2 separate regions of the Homo sapiens genome follow, and region 1 is linked to region 2. Evidence: chromatin loops called from intact Hi-C (ENCODE). Cell type or tissue: adrenal gland. All regions are shown on one strand.

The links. A loop is a pair of places that touch in the nucleus more often than their neighbours do. Peaks named below come from ENCODE experiments on the same cell type or tissue, not always from the same donor. Only the 100,000 strongest peaks of a DNase experiment are listed, where the experiment ranks them.
Region 1: it touches region 2 in a loop (1.9-fold over the local background); 1 of 110 quality-filtered maps calls a loop at or near these places.

Annotation. Positions count from the first base shown.
Region 1 is chr3:17,213,093-17,218,092 of GRCh38, reverse strand. It overlaps TBC1D5 (TBC1 domain family member 5), which reads left to right. Exons shown (of 23, transcript NM_001349074.2): 19 at 3,723-3,886. Among named protein-coding and RNA genes, the nearest start is that of PLCL2-AS1, 160 kb to the right of the region's middle. In adrenal gland, no CTCF peak of the experiment used is centred here; no DNase peak of the experiment used is centred here.
Region 2 is chr3:17,133,316-17,138,315 of GRCh38, reverse strand. No RefSeq gene overlaps it. Among named protein-coding and RNA genes, the nearest start is that of PLCL2-AS1, 81 kb to the right of the region's middle. In adrenal gland, no CTCF peak of the experiment used is centred here; DNase peaks (open chromatin) are centred at 272 and 2,025; H3K27ac peaks cover 2,606 bases.

The DNA.
Region 1 (5,000 bases), 80 kb before region 2:
GTTCTGGGAAAACTAGATATCCACATGCAAAAGAATGAACTTGAGCTACTTCTTCACGCTGTATACAAAAATTAACTCAAAATAAGTCATAGAATTAAATGCAGGAGTTATAACACCCTTAGAAGAAAACTTGAGTAAATCTTCATGACCTCAGGTTAGGCAGTAGTTTCTTAGATATGACACTATGAGCACAAGCAACAAAAGAAAAAATAGGTAGATGAGACTTCATCCAATTAAGCAGTTTTGGGCTTCCAAGGACACCATTAAGAAAGTGAAAAGATATACACAGAACAGAAGAATTTTTTGCAAGTCATGTTTGATAAGGAACTTGCACCCAGAACATATGAAGAGCACTTACAACTCAAAAAGGAAAATACCCCAACTTTTTAAATGGGCAAAAGATTTGAATAAACATTTCTCTGAAGAAGATGAGTGTCTAATAAGCACCTGAAAAGATGCTAAGCATCATGAGCCATTGGAAAATTGCAAATCAAAATCACAATGAAATACCATCTCACACCCACTAGGATGGCTGAAATAAAAAGATAGCTCATAGTAAGTGTTGACAAGCATGTGGAGAAATTGGAACCGTTATACAATACTGATGGAAATGTAAAATGGTGTAGTCACTTTTGAAAACTGGCAGTTTCTCGAAATGTTAAATGCAGAGTTGCCATATTGACCCACCAGTTCCACTTCTAGATATCTACGTGAGACAAAGGGAAACAATATGTCCACATAAAAACTTAAACAGGAATGTTCATAGCAGCATTATTCATAATAGCCAAAAATGTGTATAAGCTAAATGTTCATCAGCTGATGAGTATATAAACTAAATGTGGTACCCATACAATGGAATATTATTTGGCAACTAAAAGGAATGAAGTGCTAATACATGCTATAACATAGATGAACTTTTAAGCACTGTCCCAAGAGAAAGAAGCCAGTCACAGAAGACCACATATAGTATCACTCCATCTACATGACATGTCTAGAAAAGGCAAATTCATAGAGCCAGAAGTAGATTGTGATTGCAGGGACTATGGGAAGAGGGGGTATACTGGAAATAACTGCTAATGGCCATGAGTTTTCTTTTCTCAGTGATTAAGTTGTTCTAAAATAGATAGTTTTGATGGTCATGCATCTCTGTAAGTGTACTGTAAAAAACACTGAATTATATTCTTTTAAAAGGTGAAAGTTATGACATGAATTATATCTCAAAGTGTTGTTTTCACAGTTAATCTGTTTATAATGAAAGTGTATTCACATATAAGTGGGGTAATTTTAAAAAAAGAAAATAATAGGTGGTTCCTGAGATCTTTTTCGGTTCTAATATTCTAGGACCCCGTGTTATTGAGATTATTACCGTGAAAAAGTATCCCTGGGAAGTTAAGGCCTAGAGTCCTGGTGGTGGGTGGGAAACATGGAGGGAGAGAAGGGAAGAAATAAAGGCCTAGGTGGAATTTTCATAGTCTAGGCCCTTATAAGCATAGGATACTTCTAGGCCTTGGGGCCTGTTCTCTACTCTTTCCTAACCTCAGGGGTCCTTCAAGGCTCAGCTCCAATATCATGCATTACAGGTTGGATTCTTCAGGAAGCAGACCCTGATAGAAGTACAGAAAGTTTATTGGGGGAATAACACAGGTGAAAGGAAAAGAGGAGGAATCAGAGTTGGGCAGAGGGATGGGGGCAGACCATGATACAGATCTAACAAGTCTCTGCCAGTTCAAAGGGGAACTCTGCAGGCAAGATTTCCTATTAAAGGAGTCCTGTATTGACTGGAAATGGGTAGACCATTTATTCCCAATCACGAGCTGGGAACCACCCTGAGAAGAGCATGATGTTAGTTCAAAACCTGAGGCAGATCCTGAACAATCTAATAGCTAAAGGCTATCAGCTAACCATCTTCCTTGAAGTCACAAATATTTCCTTAAAGAGGGATGTATCAGCCCTCCAAATCTGCCACACTTCTTCTGAAATGTGGCTTGACTCTCTCCTTCTATCCAAGGGAGAGGTAATAGCTCTCTCCTAAGAAATATAACATTCTGGTTAGCATTCTTGGTTTATCATTTACCTCCTTACCCCTAGGTTCTGCACTCTGGGAGGACAGAAACTTAATCTGAATCCCTGATATTTAATGCAGAGGAAGCGTCAGTGTAATAAAATTGTCTTGAGATCAGGGACAATCAGGGACTCCCAGGTACTGGGAGTAGATAATTACTATTCTAACTATATTGTAACAACTTTGACCCAAGATTGGAGAATGTTAGTCTATAAAGTATCTCTTATTATCTACTTGATTTTCTTCCTACTTCTGGCTGCTGCTTCTCAGTCAGCTTTGCTGCTTTCTTGTGATATCTCTGACTTTTAAATTGTAACGTTTCCAAGGGGCCAATCTGTGGTCCTAAATCCTTTTTCTCTCTATCCCTTCTCCATTGATAACCTCATGTTTAAATACAGTCTCTATGGTACTGACTTCCAAATGTATATCTCTAGCTCACATCTCTCCCCTAAAATCCAGACTCATTTCCCACTGCTTATGTGGCATCTCTATTTGGATATCTGACTAGGCACCATAGACTCAGCAGGTCTAAAACTAAACTGCTGATTTATTCCTAAAACCTGCTTCCCTTCACTCTTCCCCACCTCAGTAAATAGCCGCTCCATCATTCTTCTTGCTTAGGCCAAAAATTGGAAGTTGAGCTTGACTCTTCTCTTTCTCTCATACTCATAATGGGTTCATCCGTAAATCCAGTCAGTTTTGTCCAAAATGTGACCACCTCTCACCACCAAGTCATGATCATTCTGAGTACTTACATTTTTGCGTTAGCAAAAATTGGTTCCTCTGCTTTTGCCTTTGTTCCCCCTGACTCACCCCCACTTGACCATCTCTGATTCTGTTCTCAATACAACAGCCAGAGCAATCCTTTTAAAATGTAAGTCAAATCATGTCACTCCTCTCCTCAAACCCTCTAGTGACATCCCATAGCTTCCCTTCTCAGAGTAAAACTAATCAAAATCATCTACAAATCCCTACCTGTTCTGATCCCCCTGCTTGCTCTCAAACCTCATCTCTCACCCTTCTCCTCCTTGCTCTTAGCTCTAACCATACCGGTCACTTTGTGATCTCCTTGAACACCGAAGATCCTGCATTAGGGCCTTAGCACTTGCTGTTCTTGCATATTTGCTGCAAAGCGGGTACTTCACCTTCTTCAGGTTTTTGCTAAAATGTTAATGTTCCTGAATTTTCAGTGACACTTTCCCTTACCAGAGGGAAGAGGAGAGATGCTTTTTTGAAAAACTTTGGCCAAAGATTTGGATTTTTTAATCTTGCTAATGTAAAGTGCAGTATAATAGATTCTGGTTTCTGTAATTAAGGGATTATTCCATTAGTGAAGAAACACCCAGTCATTTAACCATTGTTTACTGAAACTTTGATTTTTTTTTTTTTTTAGTTCTTTTTATATGTGTGCAATGCTTGGATAATCATAGTATAAAAAACATAGAAAACTATAGTGGTAGATACCTTCACTGTTTTTTTGAAAACCAGTGGCTATTCTGATACATAAAAATGCATGCATTTTAATACTCCATAGTGTCATTATGTTGATAGTATCAACCTAGTGGCATCATAATTGATCATCATTTATTAAAAACAGTAGATCGAATAGCTTAGTGAAAGAGTCTGGTGTTTCATTATTGCTACTTAATTTTTCTTACAGGGCTAAGTTCTAAAAACATCAGTTCATCTCCAAGCGTTGAGAGTTTGCCTGGAGGAAGAGAATTCACTGGCTCTCCACCTTCATCTGCTACTAAAAAAGATTCCTTTTTTAGCAACATCTCACGTTCTCGCTCACACAGCAAAACTATGGGCAGAAAAGAATCTGTAAGTATTTAAGGACAGTTTTCTCTTCGTTCTTCATTTTCTTCTCTAGAGTGCTGCATTTATGAAAGCTCTGTTAGTGCCCAGTTTTATAAAGCTCTTAAAACTTTTATGGACTAAAAGGAATTATTTTATCAAAAGTATTTTATTATTTTACTTTAGTAATATTTTAAGGCTGTAGCCTATATTACACTGGAAAAAAAAAAAAGTAGCATCATTTTAAAATAAGTTGAATCTTTCCCAAATCCCAGTCCTTTTTTTCTCTACAAATGCCTTTTTGTCAAAGCCTGTGTTTTCTTATAAAATTTAACAGATAAATGATGGAACTTGAAACAAACCAAGGTGTTTTTTCCATTTTAAATATTTCTTGAAAATTAAAAATAATTGATTTACCATTTAAAAAGCTATACAAACTACATTTAAATTCTATTTTGATACGCTGTAAAATTCTTTTTTTTTTTTTTTTTTTTTTTTTTGAGACAGAGTCTTAATCTTGGCTCACTGCAGCCTCCACCTCCTGGGTTTAAGCGATTCTCATGCCTCAGCCTCCTGAGAAGCTGGGATTACAGGTGTGTGCCACCATGCCTGGCTAATTTGTGAATTTTTATTAGAGATGGGGTTTTGCCATATTGGCCAGGCTGCTCTGGAACTCTTGGGCTCAAGTGATCTGCCCGCCTTGGCCTTCCAAAATGCTGGGATTACAGACATGAGCCACTGCCTCCAGCCTGTAAAATTCTTTATATACATTTCTCAAAAGGATATAGCTAAGGCATATCCACTGCTTTAAAAACTTGGTTGTGTCTGAAATTATTATAAGCCAACTTCACGTTTAACCACATTTTATAACAGCCATGCATAGCTTAACAACAATGATACATTCAGAGGAATGTGTTGTTACGCAATTTCATCATAGTGCAAACATCATAGAGTGTACTTATACAAACTACATGGTACCGCCTACTACACATCTAAGCTGTATGGTATAGTCTGTTACTCCTAGGCTACAAACCTGTATAGCATGGTGCTGTACTGAATACTGCAGGCAATTATAACACAATGTTAAGTATTTTTGTATCTAAACATATAAAAGGTACAGAAAAATATAAGGTAAGGTATA
Region 2 (5,000 bases):
GAGGGACTCTTGGGGACTTACTCCAAACCTGGCGACTACAGGCAGCAGGTCTGTCCTCTGGATGGCTGGCCCCTCCCTACTCTGTTTCAAAGTCTAGGGCTTGTGGGCCTGGGCTCTGAACTTGGTCACTGGCCTGGTGGGACCTTTGGATTTGTGATTAAATTCTCCCACACTTGAAGAGGTCCGACTTGTACTGACACAGCCAACTCTTCCCCTGAGCTGGACGTGGCCCCAGGATGGTGCCATTTTTGCCTGGAGCTCCTCTGCAGGTTTTTCAGTGGCCCATGACACTGAGAACACAAAGGCAGAGGTTAAGATGGAAAGAGATTCTTTGGCAAGATGTTTGCTGCTTACTGGGTAACGGTATGCTCTCCACGTTGCCCTGCCTCCCTGCAGAAAGGCAAAGCCACGGGAAGGTTCTAGCCAATGGGCTGTGAGCAGAAGTGCTGCCTGGGACTCCTGGATAAAGCATCTATGGGTCAGCGTGCAGCCCTCCCGCTCTCTCCTTCCCAGCTGTGGTGACTAAAGCCCTGGGTTGAGAAGGAGGCAGCCTGGATTCAAGCACCTGGATTGCTGAGTCACCATGGGGCAGGAGGCTGCCCTGGGAGTCCCCAGACCCTCACTAGAGTCTGTGTTAGCAAGAAAGAAGCCAGCTCTGATTTCAAGGATAATTTGTTACTGTGGCAAGCCTGACCTAACCTGACTAACGTAAATGCCTCAGCACACAGGTGGCATCTGAAGAGTCCCATGAATGGGAGGGAGAACACAGACTGGAGGAGGCAGAGTTGTCTCCGAGTTCTAGCCAGCCCTAGGGGCGTGTGGAGGGCAAAGACGATGTCATCTCCACTTTACACCTGGGGAAACTAAGGCTCAAGGGGGATGAGTCATTTTCCTAAGATTGTACAGTGAGTGTTGGTGCCAGGTCTTCTCACTCAACCCTGGCCTTTTCTGTTTTGCTGTGACAGCTAAAGGGAAGGCTTTGCCAGGTGGCTGTGACTTGAGATGTCACTTTGCAGGAGGGCAGGATCATCTAGTGAGTTACCGAGGAGGAAGGGGAGAGAGGTGAGGAAGTACCTCCTTTGGGCTTGTCCTCACCTCTGCCCCATCAACCTTCCCCAGCATATCCTCCCAGACTCCTGACAGGTGCAGGCCCTTCGCTCTCAGGCTGCTGGGCAGTAGTATGTAGGACCTTGGGTTGGGGAGGGAAGGCATCACCTACCATTGACTGAGGGCTTACTGTGAGGACTCTATATGGGTCAACTCATTTAATTCTCACAACAATCCAATGATCTCCATCACAAATAGAAAATCTGTGACACAGCAAAGTAATTTGTCCATGGTCCAACAGCTAGAGCCAGGATTCCAACAACCGGGGCAATGTAGTCCCAGAGACCTCTCAACATGCTGTGATTCTGCTTCCAGGTATTGGGGAAAATAGAGATGGTGGAGACACAGAGAAATAGACAAACACACAGCCTCACACACACACAGAGCACAGCACTGTTGTAGCCACTCAAGTGGACTCTCCTGGCAGGGATACCCACCAAGCCCTCCTGGGCTGTCAGGGTGTGGCATGCTCCAGCCACCAGACAATTGGTGGACAGCACAGAGTAGGGCAGGAGCAGGGCAGGCCTGCCACAGCATGCGACGGACGTGGAGCCCACGTCAGTTCTTGCTCCTTCCATTCTAGGAACCTTCTGCTTCAGCTGAGCACAGGCATTTTTACAGGAGCCCTTGCCTCAGAACCACCCCATGACCTCCTGGTCAGAAAAGTCCCATCTGTCTCCAAAATACCCCACACAGTGGGCCACAGTCCCGCATGACTGGCCTCCCTGCATCCCTGCACGAAAACTAGGCCACCGTGTCCTTCAGACCATAATGGGAGGCCCTGCGGAGAGCTCCATCAATCACATCACAGGAGAGATAAAGCCTGGCCAGCTGGAAAATTGGGATAAGTACAGCAGCAGAGCCATTCCTCAGCCAGAAGGTTTCTCCCTCCACAGCCTGGGTGCGGGAATGAGAGACCAGTATGTGGCTGTTCTCATGCTCGCAGGCATTATGAAGAGGGTGCTTTGTGTCCCTCACATGCCACCCGTGCTCAATGATCTAAGACCTCCCTCCCCTCCTGCTCCCTAGGTCTACACCATTTGGGGTCAAAGCTGTGCAGCAGGCTCTGGAAGGCACATCCCAGGACCTCTCCCTCCCCTGGTCCCTAATTAATGGCTTCTACAAAACCTCTCAAGTTGGTATTCAACAAATACTGCACCCCTTCTGCTCTGTCTCCAAAGTTTCACACAGTTAGGGGATGTCTTTGAGCCCACAGGGCAGATGGCAATGTTGCCATAAATCTGTGCTCCATCACAGAACCCACCCCCAAGGCAATTTAACCCATGAACTCTCACTCCCCATGCTGGGCAGAGCCTTGTGCTAGGTGCTTTGACTTCATGACTCATTTAATCCTCCCAGCAGTGTTGTGCAGTGGGACATTAGTTAGGACTGAGTTCAGCTGTTAAGTGACAGGCCTCTCTCAGATAACAGTAGCTGCTGGAACCAGTGCCTCTCAGATTTTATTTTGTACACAAGTCACTTGCAGATCTTGTTAAAATGCAGATTCTGATTCAGCAGGTCTGGGGTGGGGGTCAATATTCTGCATTTCTAACAAATTCCCAGATCATACCAATGTGGCTGATCAAGCATCAGAGGCTTAAATTAGATAGTGATCAATTTCCCTGACAGGCGAATGATATCCAAAGGGGAGAGCCATAGGCTGGTATGTGGTTTGATTGTGTCCTTTTCCTCATCCTTTCTCAATATCTATTGTCTTCCTCATAGTACAAGATGGCTGCCCAAGAACCAGCCATCACATCCATATTTTAGCCAGTAGGAAGAAGGAATAGTTGAAGAAATTCAGGCTTGCTCCTTTGGAACACTCCTTAGAAGTTGCGTATGACATTTCTATTTATATCTCATTGTCTAGAACTTAGTCACATATCTCAAGGAAGCCTGGGAAATGTTTGCATTATCCCAGACAATTATGTATGCAGCTAAAAATTGGTGATGGTAGTGGATGGGCTATTATAATACAAAGGAGGACAGGAAGAATGGATATTAGTGACAGGTATTCTCACCTCCATCTTACACATGAGAAAACTGAAGGACAAGGAGCCTAAGAATTTTGACTGAGGAGTAAATGAGTTAATGTATACGCACATGATAACCACTAGTTGATACTTTTCATCCCTGAGCCTGTTTGTAGTGTTATGGATACCTCAAGATGATGTAGCAATGTGCCTGGCACAAAGCAGACACCCCATTGATGTCCTCTTGTCTCGGTATTACCACAAAGGCAGGCCTAAAGACCTCCTGGGTTTGAAATGCCTGGAGAGTTAGGTGCCAAGGACCTCGTCCAGGAGTGTGCCAGAGCCAGGGAAGCCAGATTCCTGTAAGTGAGTTCTCTACCTCCCTCAGCCATAACCAGGCATCTTTAAACCATCTGCACTTGTATAGAGCATGAGTTGAAAATATCTCAAAGCCTGTGCAGGGGCATTTGGAAGGTGTGATATGGCCGCCAAGTAAGGAATGCTTTTCTACCGCTAAGTTACTTGACAAATCCAGAAATACAGGCTTTGGGGATCACCCACATAGCTTCTTGAAACTAAATTTTAAGTGAAAGTTACGAAGGCAGAGACTGGCTAGAAGTTCATGAGTCTACTTCCTCTTCCTGGGCAAGCTGACTGCATTCCCTGGCCCCCTTGCAGGTGACGGTTGCCATGGATGGAAAGGGAGTGGAGGAAAGTGAGCCCCTTCTGGCCCTGGGCGTGAAGGCTGTTCTCTTGCTCTTGGCTTTTCAGCTGACAAATGGAGAGGAGGAAGGGGAGTACTCCACGGAGGCCCTGAGGGTCCATGGCACCAGGCAGCATGCCCTGTGGGTGCCCGCTGGTGTGCCTTTGGGATCCCTTTCCTGGACTCACCGCTTCTTACTCCAAGAAACGTAACCTCCAGCCTGGGAGCTTTCATCGGCAGCAGGGTCGGGCTCCAGCTGCCTGTGGCATGGGCCAGAGTGCTGGGGAGTGCAAGCCCCTCAGCCAGTGGTGAATAAATACCCCCACTCCCACTGCCCTCGAGTGGGATGACTCTGACATGTGTCCTACACAGCGGCCCAGGTCCCCAGCAGGAAGGAGCTCCAAGTGCCCACAGCGATGACAGCTCATGAACACTTCCTCCATCTGCTTCTTTTCCCTGTTTCACTTTCCCACTCTCCTAATGGGGCTTCCTGGGGTCACTCAGGATCTGCTCCTGGGCAGATGCAATCCAAGTCCCAGCACAAGTCTCTTCACATGTCGTGAAAAGCTGTCTACTGAACGCAACAGGACTGTGACAGGAGTGAGAAGTAAACCTTTGAGCATGCTCAGCAAGCTTTTCCTGAAAAGGACCCAAGAGTTAACACTTGAGGCTTGGCGGTCCGCAGTCACTTGGCGGTCATTGGTCTTCCAACCAGTGAACTCTGCTGTCAGCGCAAAAGCAGCCAGAAACAGCACATAAATGAGTGGGTGTGGCTATGCCCCAGAGAAAGATCCTTCACAAAAACCAGGCAACGGGCCGGATCTGGCGTGTGGGCTGCAGTTTGCTGACCCCTGCTTTAGAGCCTGAAGCCACTCAGATTTTGTACTTACTGTTATTGTAGCTAGTATTAATTACTCTGATTCTTGGGATCCAATCCTCTCAGAGAAGGTGGTAGAATAAATTTTGCCTTTCCCAACTATACACACAAATGAGCTGGGGTTTTCTCTGTATTACAGTGATTAAATCTTCCTTTAAAATAAAGTTGAGTTAAAAGGTGAGCTAAGGTGACCCACTTAAAATTTAAAAGTACATTAGTAATGGTTTGGAGAGAGGAAAGGTGGCAAAAATCCTGAAGCCAGTAGGATGCCAGCTATGGACTGAGTTGTGTCCACTCAAAATTCATAGCTGAAGCCCTAATCTCCAAGGTGACGGTATTT